Linked DNA regions of Homo sapiens: region 1 is linked to region 2. Evidence: read pairs that join two places in POLR2A ChIA-PET (ENCODE). Cell type or tissue: PC-9. All regions are shown on one strand. Links, peaks and the distances in the headings refer to the core of each region. The heading gives the core; the rest is flanking DNA. Region 1 has its middle 630 kb from the start of RORB. Region 2 overlaps LOC105376090 (a long non-coding RNA gene).

Region 1 (8,344 bases), core at 30-8,029, 1.3 Mb after region 2:
ATTAAGAGTCTTAAATAAATGATCTCTACAGTCTATTTTTGCTCTAAAATCCTCTAATTCTAAAATTTAACAACACAGCAGAGAACCATTGACAATATGTTTGAATATATTGAGGTGTTATGTTATGCCTAGGAAGATTTTTCTTCTTATTTTTAAATCAGCTTCTGAATGGAGTTTTTGTAAAAGCAATGATCCTGATTGCTTTTACAGTATTTAACCTCCAAATACTGGAGATTAAAGTAATGATAAGGACAAGATGGGGGCCCTGATCCTGTCGTGGATAGCTGGAGATATTCAGAACCTTTCTCTGCTTCCCAGTATCCCTGAAGATACTGACAGTGAAGATCTCCATCAGAAACCAGGGAGAGAAGAAATAGGCTAGGACTGACTTGAGGGGTGCAGGTGTGCTGCAGGTGGGAACTGGGGAAGCACTCAAGGACATCAAGATGGCAGCAGCATATATGCATGGTCAACCCAGTCCTTGTCAAGAAGATGCAAAACTTAGAAGTCCAATGGCCATCAAAATCATACAAAAAACCACACAAACAAACTGAATATCTTACAAAATAAACGACGTTAAATGTATATGGAATGGTGTTACTTGGAACAAAAACTGGTTTTGTTACCGCACAGGAACCCTGAGTACTTTGACTCTTGTGTAAGTAAAAATAAGAGACCAAAGGGAGGTATTTTTTTCCCTTCAGGAAAAGTTTGTAACCGCCCACTAGGCAGTGGGCAGTTCACCTTGCCCGCTGCTGATTTATCGGCTCTAGACAGAGCAGATTTATGAAGACAGGGAAATTGCAATAGAAAAAGAGTAATTCATGCAGAGCCAGCTGTGTGGGAGACCGGAGTTTTATTACTACTCAAATCAGTCTCTGGAGCATTCAGGGATCTGAGTTTTTAAAGATAATTTGGTGGGTAGGGGCTCCGGAAATGGGAAACACTGGTTAGTAAGTTTAGAGATGGAATCATCTGGAGTCTAAGTGAGTTTTTGTTGCTGTCTTCTGTTCCTGGTGGGATTGCAGAAGGGGTTGAGTTAGATTACCTGTCTGGGTGGTGTCAGCTGGTGCATGAGTGCAGGATCTGCAAAATATCTCAAGCATTGATCTTAGGTGTTACAATACTGATGTTATTCACAGGAGCAATTTGAAGAGGCTCAAACTCTTGCAACCAGGGACTGAATGGCCCCTAAATAATAATTCCTAATCTTGTAGCTAATTTGTAAGTCTTACAAAGGCATACTGGTCGTCAGGCAAGGAGGGTTTTTTTACTTGTTTGTTTTTGTTTTTCAGGTAAGGAATATTATCAATTTTGTTTTCAGAGTTAAACTATAAACTGAACTCCTTCCCAAGGTTAGTTCAGCCTATGCCCAGGAATGAATAAGGACAGCTTAAAGGTTAGAAGCAAGATGAAGTTGATTAGGTCTGATCTCGTTCATTGTCATAATTTCCTCAGTTATAATTTTTGCAAAGGCGGTTTCAGGTTTAGTAAGCTTGTGTCTCCAATGCACAAGGGAGGAGTGCTGGGGAAAGTGAAACAGATGCCAGGTCCCCAAGGGGCTTGGCCTTTGTCACTTTAAGGAAGCTGAGGCAAGAAAAGGGAATAACGCAGAAACATGTTTAGGTGGACCTTTCTCCTGCCTTGTGCAGTAAGATGTCATGCTCTAATATGCACTGCAGGACCATATAAGGCCTGTCTTGGGCAAAGAATTTAGCATTATGATGAGAGTGTAATGAGGAGAGTCAGTGAAAGGACAGCGCCAGAGTCCATCTTGTATTTATGCCACTGCATCTGGTCAGATTCTTATCTAGAATGCCAGAGTGTTGCTTCAGTGACTTCGGCAAACATTGCCCAAAAGAGACAAATGGTTAGGATTTTCCTTTTATGGTTAGGAATTTAGCCCAGTCAGCTAAGTTAGGAGACTCTTCCTGCTATGTGATTTGGTTTAGCTTCTTAAGGAAGGCAAGAAGGCAGGGGAGGGAATATACCCAGGCACGTAAGACCCATCCGGACTTTGGTTACCATTTCACCTATGTGACTTGTCAGGATCAAGTCTCTTCCCTATACTGCCTCAGTTGCTCTGGAGTATTGGCAAACTTCATTTACAGACACTGCTTCAAGTTTCTGATACTTTGAAGACATATGCATCATTGACTGCACTTTGATTTTAGCCTACTAAAATTGCTTACAAACTCCTTGTAACTGATGCTTTGTATTCAGATAATATAAGGAAGGAAAACTGTGTTCTCAGAAGTTCACTGATTGGCATAGCATGTATAGCCCAGTGTTTGTTTTTTACTAAAAATGGACATCTGACACCATCAAGTATCATGCTGTTCCACTGCCATTAAAAGGAAGGATTTTACTCCATTGATTACTGCTTTGTCAAACAGAGGTGAAAACAATGGTAATTCCTCTAGTCTTTTAGACAATGATTGGATTATTATTATTTGTTTTTTGAGATAGGGTCTTGCTCTGTCACCCACTCTGGAGTACAATGGCATGATCTCAGCTCACAGCAACCTCTGCCTCCTGAGTTCAAGTGATTCTCCTACCTCAGCCTCCAGAGTAGCTGGGATTACAGGTGGGCACTACCACACCCAGCTAATTTTTTGTATTTTTTCAGTAGAGTCAGTGTTTTGCCATGTTGGCCAGGCTGTTCTCTAACTCCTGGCCTCAAATGATCCACCCACTTTGGCCTCCCAAAGTGCTGGGATTACAGGTGTGAGCCATCAAGCCCAGCCAACGATTGGAAGGTTAAGTAGTCTCAGCATTATGCAGTATTTGGAAGGACACTTGAGTGTATGAAGAGTAACCAGATAATGAACGTGTACTCTCAGAAGAATGGTTTTTTTTTTTTTTTTTATGATGAGACATTGCTGAAAGAGTTAAAAGTAACTTTGAACAGACCATTTGTTTCTGTTCCTTTTGCCTGATACATAGTGGATACTCAATAAATATCCAATAACTCAATCAATTTAAAAAAGAAAGAAAGAATGGAAATAAAAGAAACTAGTAAAAGTGATTCAGGGTCAGGGGCTGGGCCATTCAGGCTAGAGGAAAACAACGAGGTCCATTTTACTCCAGCCTAGTTTATTTTATTTGACATTAAATGACATTAGTATATTAATCATTAAAATAGGCATTTACTATGTGAAAAGCACATGTCCTACCCTCAAAGTCATTCCAGTATAACAGAGAAAAAAGAGAAACCAACAATTACAATTATAAGACAATACAGCTCAAATCAAGAGCTGTAAAGGGGATAAAATCAAATTGTTAAAAACTAAAGTGTCTTAACTTTTATTCTGCCCAAATCACCTGAACAATGCAACACATTACCGTTTGTGAAAGTTCATCTGTGCAGCAGTGATTGTCAGTCTGATACAAAATCTCCTGCGGAGGAAGCGGGGAGATTAATTATTGAACTAATTTTTGAACTAATTATTGAAAAGATTTATTATTGTTATTTTTGTTGTTGTTTTGCTATTATAATTGTTAAGAAACAAAATTTTTACATTGAGAACTTGTTCTAGAACTGAGAAAATTATGGTGCTTTATGTTATAGACAAAGGCAAATGTGGGGAATGACAGGCTGATGGTGAAATGAAAAATTTGATTACTGCATAAGCTATTTGAACACGTAATAATGGACATGTTAATCTGTTGACCTCCTTTTAAAAATTGTTTATTTAATCCCCAATATTGAATCAAAAGTGAGGATTTGGATCTTTGTCTCCCTGAGAAATGACTGGTAGGGTTACATATCTTTTATATTTTTCACTTTAAGCTTTAAGGAAGCTGATTTACCCCTGAATATAAGCAAGTGTTAAAAATAGCAGCATCAATGTGTGTTTAATCAGTATGTTTAAGAACTATTCTAATATCTGTTCATCAGATATTTGGAACAGCGGTTTGATAATCAAAATGCTAATCTGCACAGACCATTTATAATCTAGTTGTGCTTGTAATAAATAAATCTTGAGGGCTAATATGTATTCCTTACGTTGCTGCTATTGAATAGAAAGGAAAGAGTCTCTAAATTCTCTTATAAAATGAAAGAACAAGTCTCCTTGTTTGTATTCTTTTCTCATAAATTCTACCAAACAGATGTTTACACTTGTTGTCACCTGTATTTGTCACTGTACAGGCTGTCTCTTGCCAGCTTGTCAGCATGTTGTTAGGCATGATTCATTGTGTGCTGTCAGTCCTGCGGTTTCCTTACAAAGAGGCAAATCTGACTTCCGGGCCTGAATAGAGAAGTCATCAGGGTAGTAATCAGTGATGTACAGAACTTAGCTAGCCCAGTGGAGCTTGACGCCTCCTACATCACCCTTTGGTGAGTCAGTGCTCCAAGCTTGAACAATATTGAATAAAAAGATTAAAAAATACAGATATTGAAGTATTTCTCAGATTTTTAAGAAAAGTAAAATAAATGCATTGATGTTCAGTATACTCTTTAAATAAAAAGATATACTTTTTAAATATCTTTTGTTACTGTGGAATTGAATCTCCCGGGGCTATCAGAATGCTGAACTATTGCCCAATTACCACATCATAAAGCTGTTCCTAGAAGATCATACAAAATATTGGAATAAATTGAGAATTCTACCTTTCTGTCACTTTATAAATCTAGTTCAAGCTGCACTCATCAACACAACCTAGTTCACCTAATGAGAGTGATTTATATGGAGCAAAATTACGTTGGCTCCAGAGGTGATGGCAAAGGGTGGAGTACGAAGACACTGGGGGGCAAAAGTATAAAGCTCACCTAAAGCTCATTACCACAGAAACGATCTCATTATGGACTTTCATACAGACTCAACATTTGGTTATAAATTTTCCATTCTTTACTCAAGAGATTTTTTTTCCTAATTCTCCATAGCATCTAAAATATTTTACTAACAAAATATCTTAAAAATATAGGCCGACATGACCAAGATCGTTTCTTCTTCCTATTATTTTAGCTAAAAGTGAAGCATCAGTGGTCACTCATAGGAAGCTGACATTTGTTTTCTTGCCTGGAAAAGACCTTGTTAATTTAGAGGAAACAAATTACTCTAAAACTAAATAAATACAACTAAGTCATGATGAAGAACTACTACTTACAATAATACCCCTCTTTTGTGCACTATATGTGTGTGTCTACACACCACATATGTCACTTTACTCTTGTGTTTATTACCAAATAATTATTTTTCATTTACCTTGTACCAGATGCTACTTTAGATGTTGAAGATACAATAATAAACAATACAGACATGGCTTATATCCTCAAAATTTTCCATATTAATAAGGGGAACACTAATGTAATATTTATTTATTTATTTATTTCTGAGACAAGGTTTCACTTTGTCGCCAAGGCTGGGGTGCAGTGGTGTGATCTAGGCTCACTAAAGCCTTGAACTCCCAGCTTACTGAGTCCTCCTGCCTCAGCCTCCAGAGTAGCTAGGACCAGAGATGTGTGCTACTATGCCCAGCTAATTTTTTAAATTTATTTGTAGAAATGGGGTCTCTCTATGTTGCCCAGGCTGGTCTCAAAATTCTAGATTCAAGTCATCCTCCTGCCTCAGCCTCCCAAAGTGCTGGAATTACAGGCATGAACCACCATGCTCAGCCTAATATTTACTCTTTGACATAATTTTAACATTTACACACATATGTATTTTTTCTATGTATGTTGTTTGTAACGAGGGTACATGTCAAGTTATTTCTAGTAACATATACCTGCATTATAGAATGACCTGACGTGTACTGATGTTATGAACAACATACATAGAAAAATGCATATGTATATAATGTATTATGTATGTAATACATATATATATATATTTACTGTATATACATGGACAGATGACCCAAAGTGGTCATCCCTGTAGCACTTAAGAAGTGTCACAGTACATATTCACATGCTATGACTATCTAACAAAAGACAGTGGATTTTATGATATAGGAATACAAAATAAGACCAATGACCTTTCAGATTTCATATTGCCTTTCTTTCCATCAGTGTCTCATAAGTGATTTCCTACATTCGTATTTTGAATGAAGGGAAATTAATTCTACAAATAAGTACAGGTTTATTTTTATTTTATAAGTAGGTCAAATATGATGGCTGAAAGTGATTTTTACAGTTTGGCAAAGTTTATGACAAACATTTTAATCTTTTTTTATTATACTTTAAGTTCTGGGGTACGTGTGTAGAACGTGCAGGTTTGTTACATAGGTATTCATGTGTCATGGTGGTTTGCTGCATCCATCAACCCGTCATCTACATTAGGTATTTCTCCTAATGCTATCCCTCCAGTTACTTATTTTACTAAACTTCCCTCTGACATTTACTTTAACACTTCAGATTAAAATCGTTTGGTGCCTTCTGAGCTGTTCTCATGTTTTCTTCTAATATACTACCTAGCGTCAGCATAATAAGTAGAGTTGTAGATTTTAAGATTTCAGCTAATTCATCCAGTCCAACTTAAGCTTGATTCTCCTGGACATAATAAATGTTTTTAAGGCTTAATCAAAAATATCTCCAATGATGGAGATTCCTCATCTCTCATAAGAGCTTTTTTTTTTTTTTTTCCGACAGCAGCAGCAGCAACAACAACAACAACAACAACAAAACTCTAGATGGGACTGATTGCTAAAATTTTCTTCTTATATTCAGCTAAAATTTACTTTTTTGTAACTTCCATCCATTTCCCCTAGATCTGTCCATTGAAGCCTCTTAGGATAGGTGTAAACTCTTTCTTTCTGATGAATGACATTTAGAAAGCCTATGTTCTTTTTTTCCATAACATTTGTCATAATTAGCAACCAACTAATTATGTGAAGTTATTGACTTACTGTTCGTCGTTTCCAGTTTCCTGACTTTTCACCACTTTTTCAGCATTGCACAGCTCTGGGTCCGCAGAAAGCTCTTAATAAATATTTGTTGCATGAATGTATGTGAATGACTTAATGAATATTTTAGATTATCTTGTCCTGTGTCTTAGATGGGGTTAAACCAGAAGCGGTCTGTAATAGGAAGATGTGTTAGCAAGTGATTTATTAAGGGAGTAATCCAGGAAAGAATGAGAAAAATGAAGGAGAAAAGTTGGACAAGGGTGGTATTAAGTAAATCAAGGGTGAGCTGTCATGCAAGGTCTTCTGAAGGGGTGAGCTTCAGCTTGATTCTTCAGGGCATTTCTAGAGCATAACTTCCACTAAGAGTTGTACATCCTGAAGAAAGTCAGTTGAGCTCTCCTGACTCTAAATTTGTCAGTAATTTGGGTAACAGCCAATACACCGAGGGATAAGAGTCCCGGAGCACTTGTGACCCTCTATACTTAAGGGGAAAAGGGCAACTTTATTCCAGTAGCTCAAGGGCCATCCTTTAAAGAAAAGCAACAGACATTGGTTACGAAAAAGCAAAACCACACAGAAGGTGAGGGATGGGAGTACACAAAATAATGGTATAAATGATCCTGGGAGACCTGGGTAAAGTATCAATCTTACTACAGCTTCCTCATGAATATTCTCCTTTATATAGGCCCAACATCCCAGTACCCTTAGCCATTTCAGAATATGTATTCAATTCACCTCCTGCACACATCCCTCAGAAGGAGCATGCTTTTCAGATTTTAATCTTGCTCAAAAAAGAAAAAAAGTTAATGTGAATTGTGTACAGTCTGATCCAATTCTAGACAAAAGCCTGTTACCTTGGATCTCAAAAATGTCTTAATTCAAATTCAATAATATATATGAAAATTTAAACTTTAGCGTCTTTCCTGAAAGTGTTACCCATATTGAGTTTTAGATTAAAGACTCCAGGCTGATGCTTCAAAGCAAAACTGGGAACCAAGGATGTGAGAATGCACTGTAAGAACCATCGTAAAGAAAATCCTGGACTTCTGTGGAATAGGACTCAAAAGAGAAAAACTGGAAAACAGAAAGTTAGTCTGACAAGCCATCTCAACTCCTGTGATTAAAAACTTCACATAAATAAAGTCACAATCTACTTATCTTGAGGCTGCCTATGATAAATTTTAAAACAAATCTAGAAAATGGAAAGACAAATAACTATAAAAAACTTGATAGTTCTCACTAATCTGCTACTTTGAAAACAATGTTAAAAATTTAATTTCAAATAAAGTGCTTTTGCTTCTAATATGGTATTTTAGATGATACAGGCTGGACTTCGATTCTACCTAAAACTTTCTCAGTTCCTTCAATATTATTCTTCAGACTGTGAAGCCAAATTCTTCAAGGGACTAAAGAAGACCAAGTGATAAGGGAAACGTTGCAGGGGATTTTGAAGTTAGGATAGATGTTAGGATTTAGGGCTTCTTCTTATTCCCAA
Region 2 (8,344 bases), core at 335-8,334:
TAACCACCATAAGTGCTAATGATAGCTTTTCAGAGGTATATGAATTCTAGTTTTGCTATTCTAGCTTTGTTGAAACATTTTTTAAATAATAACTTGTCTCTCTATTGCTCAAGAAGTCCGTTATGAAGCATTCCCAATACCAGTTGTCGCTAGCAACAGCTATCAGGCAAAGGGTGGGAAAGAGCTTTCTCAAATATTAAGTTAAACCCTTTCTTCTCTTCCCAGCCCCTACCCAGCACTCTCTACTTCCATAGGATAAAGTTAAATGACTGGTGATCCAAGTACCTGAGAGAGGCGGCGTGTCCAGCCTTGAGAGATGAGGTGTAACCCAGATTATCTTCTGGTCACAGTTTTTGAAATGAAGGACAGAAGATGTAGGCTGACTTTCAAAATTGTCTTCAAATATCTAAAGGGCTGTCATCTCGAAAAGGCAGATTTAATTCCAAAGTAACAAAAAAAATCTTGGAGGAGTGTATGAAAGTCTTGGTACAATAAAACTACACATTCTCTTTCTCTTAGAGCTAATTAAAAATGTAATGAGGTGCCTCAGGAAGTAGCATTTTTCCATTCCCTGGAGGGGTAGGTAGCAGCAGGGTCTGGATAACTATTTTGTGGAGATGTTACAGAAGGATTCCCACAACTATCGGTCAGGGACAGGTTGTTTACATGATGTCCAAGTGTCCTTTGGACGGTATATAATTTACAGTCCAAATAAAATTCACTTCTTGTTTTCATGCCTTCTTTTACAATCTATGTATGTAAAATCCTTTAGTATGTGATATATTAACCATTCCTTCCCAGGTATGGAATGGCTTTGAGGTTCAAGAGACCCATGCGGCAGAATTTTGGAGATGAATAATAATTACTGAAGAATGGCTTACAGATCCTGCAGACTTGTGTTAAGGCAAAAAGTCCAACATGCCATACAAATGGAGATATACAGGAATTGGATATAATAAGGTGTGGCATCTATTGGTTTGGGGGCATAGGAAAGTCAGTGCACAAAGTACAGTGTTGGAAAGCAGAAGGAAAGTAAGCCTGGTAGGAACCTTGAGCGTAGTAGCATTTATTCACCATGATTAGGTAAGAGATCACTGGGATTATTGGGATTAAATATTGGGATAGTTATGGGCATGGTTGTACTATTAGGCTGGAGAAGGGCTTCAGTCACTAAGGAAGAGGCTGTCACAAAACTAAAGACTACTATCTCCACATAGATCATTCTCACAGGGAAAGTGTTTCATCTTTACCAGAAGAATAATTAGAAAATTATGAGCTCACCAATGACCTTGATATTGCCAAATACAGTTACCATCCTCTGGGCTAATCTTACTATTTCTTTCAGCAACTTTTCACACAAGTTTTCATTCCCGTCTTTTTTTTTTTTTTTTTTTTTTTTTTTAAGATGGAGTCTCACTCTGTCGCCCAGGCTGGAGTGCAGTAGTGTGATCTCAGTTCACTGCAACCTCCGTCTCCCAGGTGTAAGTGATTCTCCTGCCTCAGCTTCCCAAGCAGCTGGAAATATAGGCCTGCGCCACCATGCCTGGCTAATTTTTGTATTTTTAGTAGAGATGGGGTTTTGCCGTGTTGGCCAGACTTGTCTTGAACTCCTGACTTCAGGTGATCCACCCACCTTAGCCTCCCAAAGTGCTGGGATTACAGGTATGAGCCACTGTACCCGGCCACATTCCTCTTTCTTTCTTTAAACATTTTCCTCTCTTGGTTTCAGTGGTTCTACACTGTTCCTGCTCCCTCCTCTTTGTCAGTTTACTCCACCCACATTCCCTTTGCTGGCCCTTCTTGACATCTGTTGTAAAGACTGGGAGTCCTCAAGCCCCATAATAACTATTCTCTTCTCATATCATTAAACACCATCTATGCCACCCATACACTGATCACCCCCGCCAATGTCTATCTTGAGGCCAGACCACACCTAACAGCTCAACGTATATATAGGTTATATACCTAACTGCCTACTTGACATCTCTACTTGTGTATTTCACACCCTTAAACTCAAGATGTAGAAAATACATTGTTTGATTTTGCCCTTTGCCCACACTATTCCTCATACCCCCTCCCCTCCAAATCTGTTACTCTCTAACTCTTCCCTATACCAGTAAATGGTGCATCACCATAGACTCAGTTATTTAGTCAGACACCCAAGAATTTTCCTTGACGTCTACTTCTCCCTCACTCTACCATATCCAATCTATATTAACAAGTTCTGTGAGTCCATGAACAAAATATATCTAGAATCCATCCACTACCCATTTTTTCATAGCCACAACCCTAGTACCAGCTACAGCAGACCTTGTAATGGTCTTCCTAACAGCTCTCCCCATACCTGCCTTGAAGACCTTCAATCTACTCTCCATCCAGCAAATGCCATAGCTCTTTCAAAAAGTAATTTGTTTATCTAACATGTGTTTCCATTTCTCCCCATCCCAGCCCCAAATGGCTCAAAAAGAAAAAGGCTTACAGAATTTTTACTGGACTGTAGGAACAGGTGAGGTATCAGTTCTTACAATTTCTAAGATGCAATCTTTCAGTTCTCGTTAATTCTTTTTTTTCTATTACTCTTTTCCTTTTCATGTGTCAATAAAATGCCTAGGAAATATATCCTCATCTGCCAAAGGAGTCCACTTTTTGACATGTGTGCTAGCCAAACTAGCCCCATAGTGGTCTTTTTAAAGGATAAATCAATTCAAGTGAATCTTAAAACTTAAAACTTTCTATGACTTCCCTTTGAACTTAAAAATAAAATCTAACTCTTTACTGGAACTTATAAGATCTCACAGCAATGCTTCTCAAACTATCTATGGTAAAGAACCAGCTTGTTTTTCTTTTTTTTTTTTTCTTTTCAATTTTCAATTCCTCTCTGATGGATACTTTTATAAGATAAAATAAAAATGAATTACTAGAAAAAATGAAACCAGAAATAAGACATCAAAATATAAGTCCAATTTTTTCATTAGATTGAAGAGCTATCAAACCACTATGTCAAATCATTTAAAAGGCTTTACAAGCTTATTTTCAATTTCTGTATTTATCCCATCATCAAGGATTGACACTGACCTGGATTATTTGGCTTCAGCTTACCTCTCTAACTTTGTCCTAGAAAGTCTTTCCCTCCTTCACTCTGTTCCAGCCCTACTTTCTATATCTTAAACAAAGCAAGGTTTTTCTAGCTTCAAGGCATGTTCCTTCCCCTGGATCTGGAAGCTTCAAAATCCCATATGCCTTACCTGGAGAGTTCCTTCTCATCCAGTCTGTCAACTGAAGAATCATGAGTTTCATAAATTTGAAAAAGAGAGCTTTTTTTATACATATAAAGGCTTGCAGCCTGCAGGGTGGCCTTTCTAACAGTCTGGGAAAGTGTATCCCCCAGCCAGAAGCCAGAAACACACTTCATGGGAAGGGCAAGGGGAACAAGAATTTATGATGAACAGGGTGGCCAAATATACATATTCAATAAGCTAGAGGAGGCCCGGATGCAGTGGCTCATGCCTCTAATCCCAACACTTTGGGAGGCCAAGGCGGGTGGATCACCTGAGGTCAGGAGTTTGAGATGACCAGCCTGGCCAACATGGTGAAACCCCATCTCTACTAAAATTATAAAAATTAGCCAGGCATGGTGGTGGGCACCTATAATCCCAGCTACTTGGGAGGCTGAGGCAGAAGAATCACTTGAACCCAGGAGACGGAGTTTGCAGTGAGCCAAGATTGCTCCACTGCGCTCCAGCCTGGGCGTCAGAGCAAGACTCTGTCTCAAAAATAAAAATAAAAATAAGCTAGAGGAGGAGTCATGAGTATTTATGAAAGGAGAAACAAGCACATGCACAGAGCTTCGTGACTCTCTATGGAACCCAGGCACAAAAAATGGCAGTGTTAGCATGATCCAAGGGTGGAGTTTTCAGCCCTCTGATGTCAAAAGGTGAAGAGAGGACATGAAAATCCACACTACTCATCCTCTGTAGACTGGTCAGAACTACTCTGTGGTTGGTGGTCTCTTATCAGGAAGGAATGCTGGTCAGTTGTTGTGCTGAAACTGCAAAAAGGGGGAGCAGCCTCAGGAAGCTGGGTGACATCAGAGGTAAAATGTTTTGAAAGAACTGGTTTCTGTTTAGCCCTCAGGGAAGAAAGCCTGTTGGTGGTTAGTGAGGGGATGGGTATAATAAGACGTGTCCTATCTCCCATCCCATCATGACCAAGAACTCAGTTTTCAAGGTTACTCTGGCATCCTGTTGGCCAAGAGGGGGTCCATTTAGTCATTTGGGGGGCCTAGGATTTTATTTTCATTTATCAAGTTTCATTTTCATTCCCTTTTCTCAAATGACAATCTCAACTGAAGAAATCCTGTTATTCCCTAACAGAGCCCCTGGTTCCTTTCTGCATACCACATATCATAATTCATATTCTTTACCTATTTATTGTTTATCTCCTAAACTAGACCTCAGTTAAACATAGAAAAAACATGTCAGCTTTATTCACCACCAATATCTGCCATACACTAGGCACTCCATAAATATTTGTTGTATGATTGAATAAATGAATGAATTGAATGAATAAATAAATTAGCTTTTCTGATAGAGGACACTACTAGCCATGCTATCCATACATTTCATTCAGCATTTGAGCAAGGGCAACTTAGCCAAAATGAACAACAAAAGTATGCAATTATTCTATGACTTCATTCAACTGTTCATCTTGTTGACCTAAAGGATAAACTGAGGTAAAATTAATACAAGTAGAGAGTTTATTGGACCAAGTTTGAGGACTGCAACTGGGGAGAATAGTTTCAAGTTTCCCAGAATATATGCTCTAATTAGCAGCAGCTACAAGTATACAAGTGGGTGTTTGTTTGTTTGTTTGTTTGTTTGTTTGTTTTTGAGATGGAATCTCACTCTGTCACAAGGCTGGAGTGCAGTGGCATGATCTCGGCTTACTACAACCTCCACCTCCTGGGTTCAAGCGATTTTCCTGCCTCAGCCTCCTGAGTAGCTGGGACTACAGGCACGAGCCACCACGCCCAGCTAATTTTTGTATTTTTAGTAGAGACAAGGCTTCACCGTGTTGGCCAGAATGGTCTCGATCTCTTGACCTTGTGATCCACTGGCCTCAGCCTCCCGAAGTGCTGGGATCACAGGCATGAGCCATTGCACCGGGCCACAAGTGGGCTGTTAAAGGAAAAATGAAGAGGCAGGTCCTAGGTTGTTTACCAAGTTTTTACATTAAAATAACATAAGCTAGATTGGCTATACATTTTTCTTTGTATCACAAATTCCAGGAACATGAAGATAATGGGTGAGTCAGCTAGTCAGGAAACTACGTGGAAAAAAAAAAAAAAGAACGAAATGCCTTTAAACAATTGCTCCTGGGCATGGGTAGGGGCTGGGGGATGACCTATGTCCCATATTCATGAATCTCCAGGCCTTATAAATGTTGCACACCTCACATAGCTCAGACTGCTCTGGGCTATTTCTTTTTTCTCAATTTAAATCAGGAATTTTCTAAAAAATAGTACTAAATCCAAAATTATTTAATGACACAACTGTCTGCTATTAACTGACCTTCATGGGGTTTGTGTGCCAAAAAAAAAAAAAAAATTTCATCTCTTCTATCCTTTTGAATAACTTCACAGATACTCTTTTACTCACTTAGTGTAAGCATGTGGCACTTATATTCCCTTCAGATGATACCATTACCCACAGGGGTAAACACTTTAAGGTTAAGATTAAAATAGCACTATATTTTTTTTTCATCAAGGCAATTTTGCTTTCTGATGTTTTGTTTTGTCCTTTATTTGTAGACTGTGGTAGAATAATATGAATATGAAAGGCAATCAACTCAAAAACAAAAATCTTCTCCAAGCATATAAATATTCTTAAAACCTTTGTTGAGAAAAAGGCTTGACATGCAAGTGGCACTCTAGTTGACTACTCTGACAAAAACAATATGTAATTTAATTTCCTTGCCATTACCCTGACGAAACTTAATTAAATGTTATGCCTCCAGAGAATATTTTTCAAGATACAACAATCCACATTTGAAATATTAAATAAGGAATTAAGCAATCCTCAATTTAGAGAGTAGAGGTTGCAGGGGAAGTTGGGGGATAAATTTCAGGCGCCTCAAAGCCAAAGCTAAACAAGGGAGTTGAGCCAAGAGTTAGATTTCAGAATTTTCAAACAAATAACAAAAGAGTTGGAGAACTAGGAGCTGTCCCCTCTTCAGCACTTCCTTGAATGTCCACAGTTTCTTCTCCAAACCCAAAGGGTACAGGAAGAAGTCAGAAAGAGGAGAGGGGTTACTTTTTTTTTTTTTTTTTGAGACAGTGTCCTGTTATGTTGCCAAGACTGGACTCAAAACTACTGGGCTCAAGTGATCCTTCTGCCTCAGCCTCCTGAGTCACTGGGACTACAAGCACAAACCACCAAGTCCAGGAAGAGGGATTGCTTTCAGATCCTTCCCCAGAGCCTAGTCTGAAGCTTCTGTTATCTAAGAAGTCAGCACCAAAAGAGCCATCTTTCCAAGGAAACACAAACCAACCTGTTGCTTTGTTAATGTTATTTATTGTTGTCTTCCCTTCTTTAGATATTCACTCCTTTAGGAATGAAATCTTACCTCTATGATTCACCCTTATAACTCAGCTAGGGCATGCCTTGAATACAAGAGGTCAATAAATATTGTTGAATGAATGAATGTATATATGACTTAACACTAGAATGTACAGTAAATGATGAATACAGCACTGTTCAAGTTGAATATACATTGAATTCAATTTTATATAAAGTTGTACACTAAATGCTGAGAAAAACACAACTATGAAGATTAACCACAGCTCTTACTCTTTAGGCATAGATGGTCTAATTGAAAAGTCAAACTTGCACTTAGTGACATCAGCAAAATGGTGAAGTTGGCAGCTGCAGTTCTCATTTCCCACAGAAACTCTAAAAAACAAGAATAAACTATCAGAATCAACTTTTTCAGAACTCTAGCAAACAAAAACTGAATTAAAAAAAGCACAACAAAATGTTAGGAAAGTTTGTGGTGATTTTATAGCAGATTTGGTCTTGAAGCAGGGGCTGCCTGCATTCTTAGTGTAGGACGCTTTCCTCTGATTCAAGAGGGAGTGGAGCAGAGCAGATATTATCCACAAATCATGTATGTCTGTTCTAACCTGTCTGGGGACTACCTGAAGGAGTGATGGAAAGCAAACATCTCTTTTTCTACCTCAGAAATCAGGCCAAAAAAGCAATGCTCTCAAATACTACAAGCCCAACTAACAACTTTCAGGTGCCTGGGACAAAAGATTATAGTCAAAACATAAAATAAGTTGCCCAAGGCAAAGGCTGAGGAAAATTTCTTTAGGAAATCAGGACATTCAAAAGTAGTCATGTATACTGGGAATTTAGAAAGCCATGTACACACCCAGGACAAAACACATACAGAAGAAAGACCTAAGATGACCCTACACTTTCACCTTGAGTTGATCTGTAGACTCAGTGTGAGGATGGCTAACTGTTGAAGGAAGGGCACACATGCACATATACAGAGGCAGTCTGGAAAGATTAGTAGAGGTGGTTTTCCCTTTCTCTCCCTTTGTTTTGTTTTGTTTTTAGTTCCTGGCACTCACGGAAATCTCAGTCAGAACACTAGCTGAATATAAGCTAAGGAACAAAGACTTCTATGACCTCACATGATAAAAAATATAGTCTTTTCAATAATAGTTTGGAAAAAATACTAAACAAACAGACTACTATAACCTTCAACAATAAAAAAAATCACAAGGCATACAGGAAACAGGAAATTGTAGCCCATTCAAAGGAACAAAATAAACTGAAAGAAACTGTACCTGTGGGAGCCCATACCTCAGACTTACTTGACAAAAACTTTAAAACAACTGTCTTAAGTATGCTTACAGAGCAAAGAGAAAACACAGATACAGAACAAAAGAAAATCAGGATAATAATATATGGGCAAAATAAGAATATCAATGAATAGGTAGAAATTATATAAAGGAACCAAACAGAATATTTGGACTGAAAAGTACAAGAACAAAAAATTTTAAAATTCACTAGAGAGGTTCAAAAGCAGATTTGAGTAGGCAGAAAAAAGAATGGCCAAATTTGAAAATAGGACAATTGAAAATACTGAGTCTGAGTAAAAGAAAAAAAAAAGTGAACAGAGTCTAAGGGACCTGTGGGATACCATCAAGAAGACTAATATATACAACAGAAGAGTTTGAAAAGGAGGAGCTAGAGAAAGGGGCAAAATAATATTTGAACAATATTATTGTTCAAATAATGGCTGAAACTTCCCAAATTTGATGAAACACATGAAT

What was found. Peaks named below come from ENCODE experiments on the same cell type or tissue, not always from the same donor. Only the 100,000 strongest peaks of a DNase experiment are listed, where the experiment ranks them.
Region 1: POLR2A ChIA-PET joins it to region 2 with 7 read pairs; 1 of 35 experiments calls an interaction of 5 or more read pairs at or near these places.

What each region holds. Positions count from the first base shown.
Region 1 is chr9:73,865,355-73,873,698 of GRCh38, reverse strand. It overlaps the pseudogene LOC100420008. Among named protein-coding and RNA genes, the nearest start is that of RORB, 630 kb to the left of the region's middle. RefSeq lists an enhancer at 3,589-4,788. In PC-9, for the core only: no CTCF peak of the experiment used is centred there; a DNase peak (open chromatin) is centred at 4,218.
Region 2 is chr9:75,166,771-75,175,114 of GRCh38, reverse strand. It overlaps LOC105376090 (a long non-coding RNA gene), which reads right to left. Exons shown (of 2, transcript XR_001746731.3): 2 at 6,553-6,950. Among named protein-coding and RNA genes, the nearest start is that of OSTF1, 82 kb to the right of the region's middle. In PC-9, for the core only: no CTCF peak of the experiment used is centred there; DNase peaks (open chromatin) are centred at 4,064 and 5,324; H3K27ac peaks cover 3,008 bases.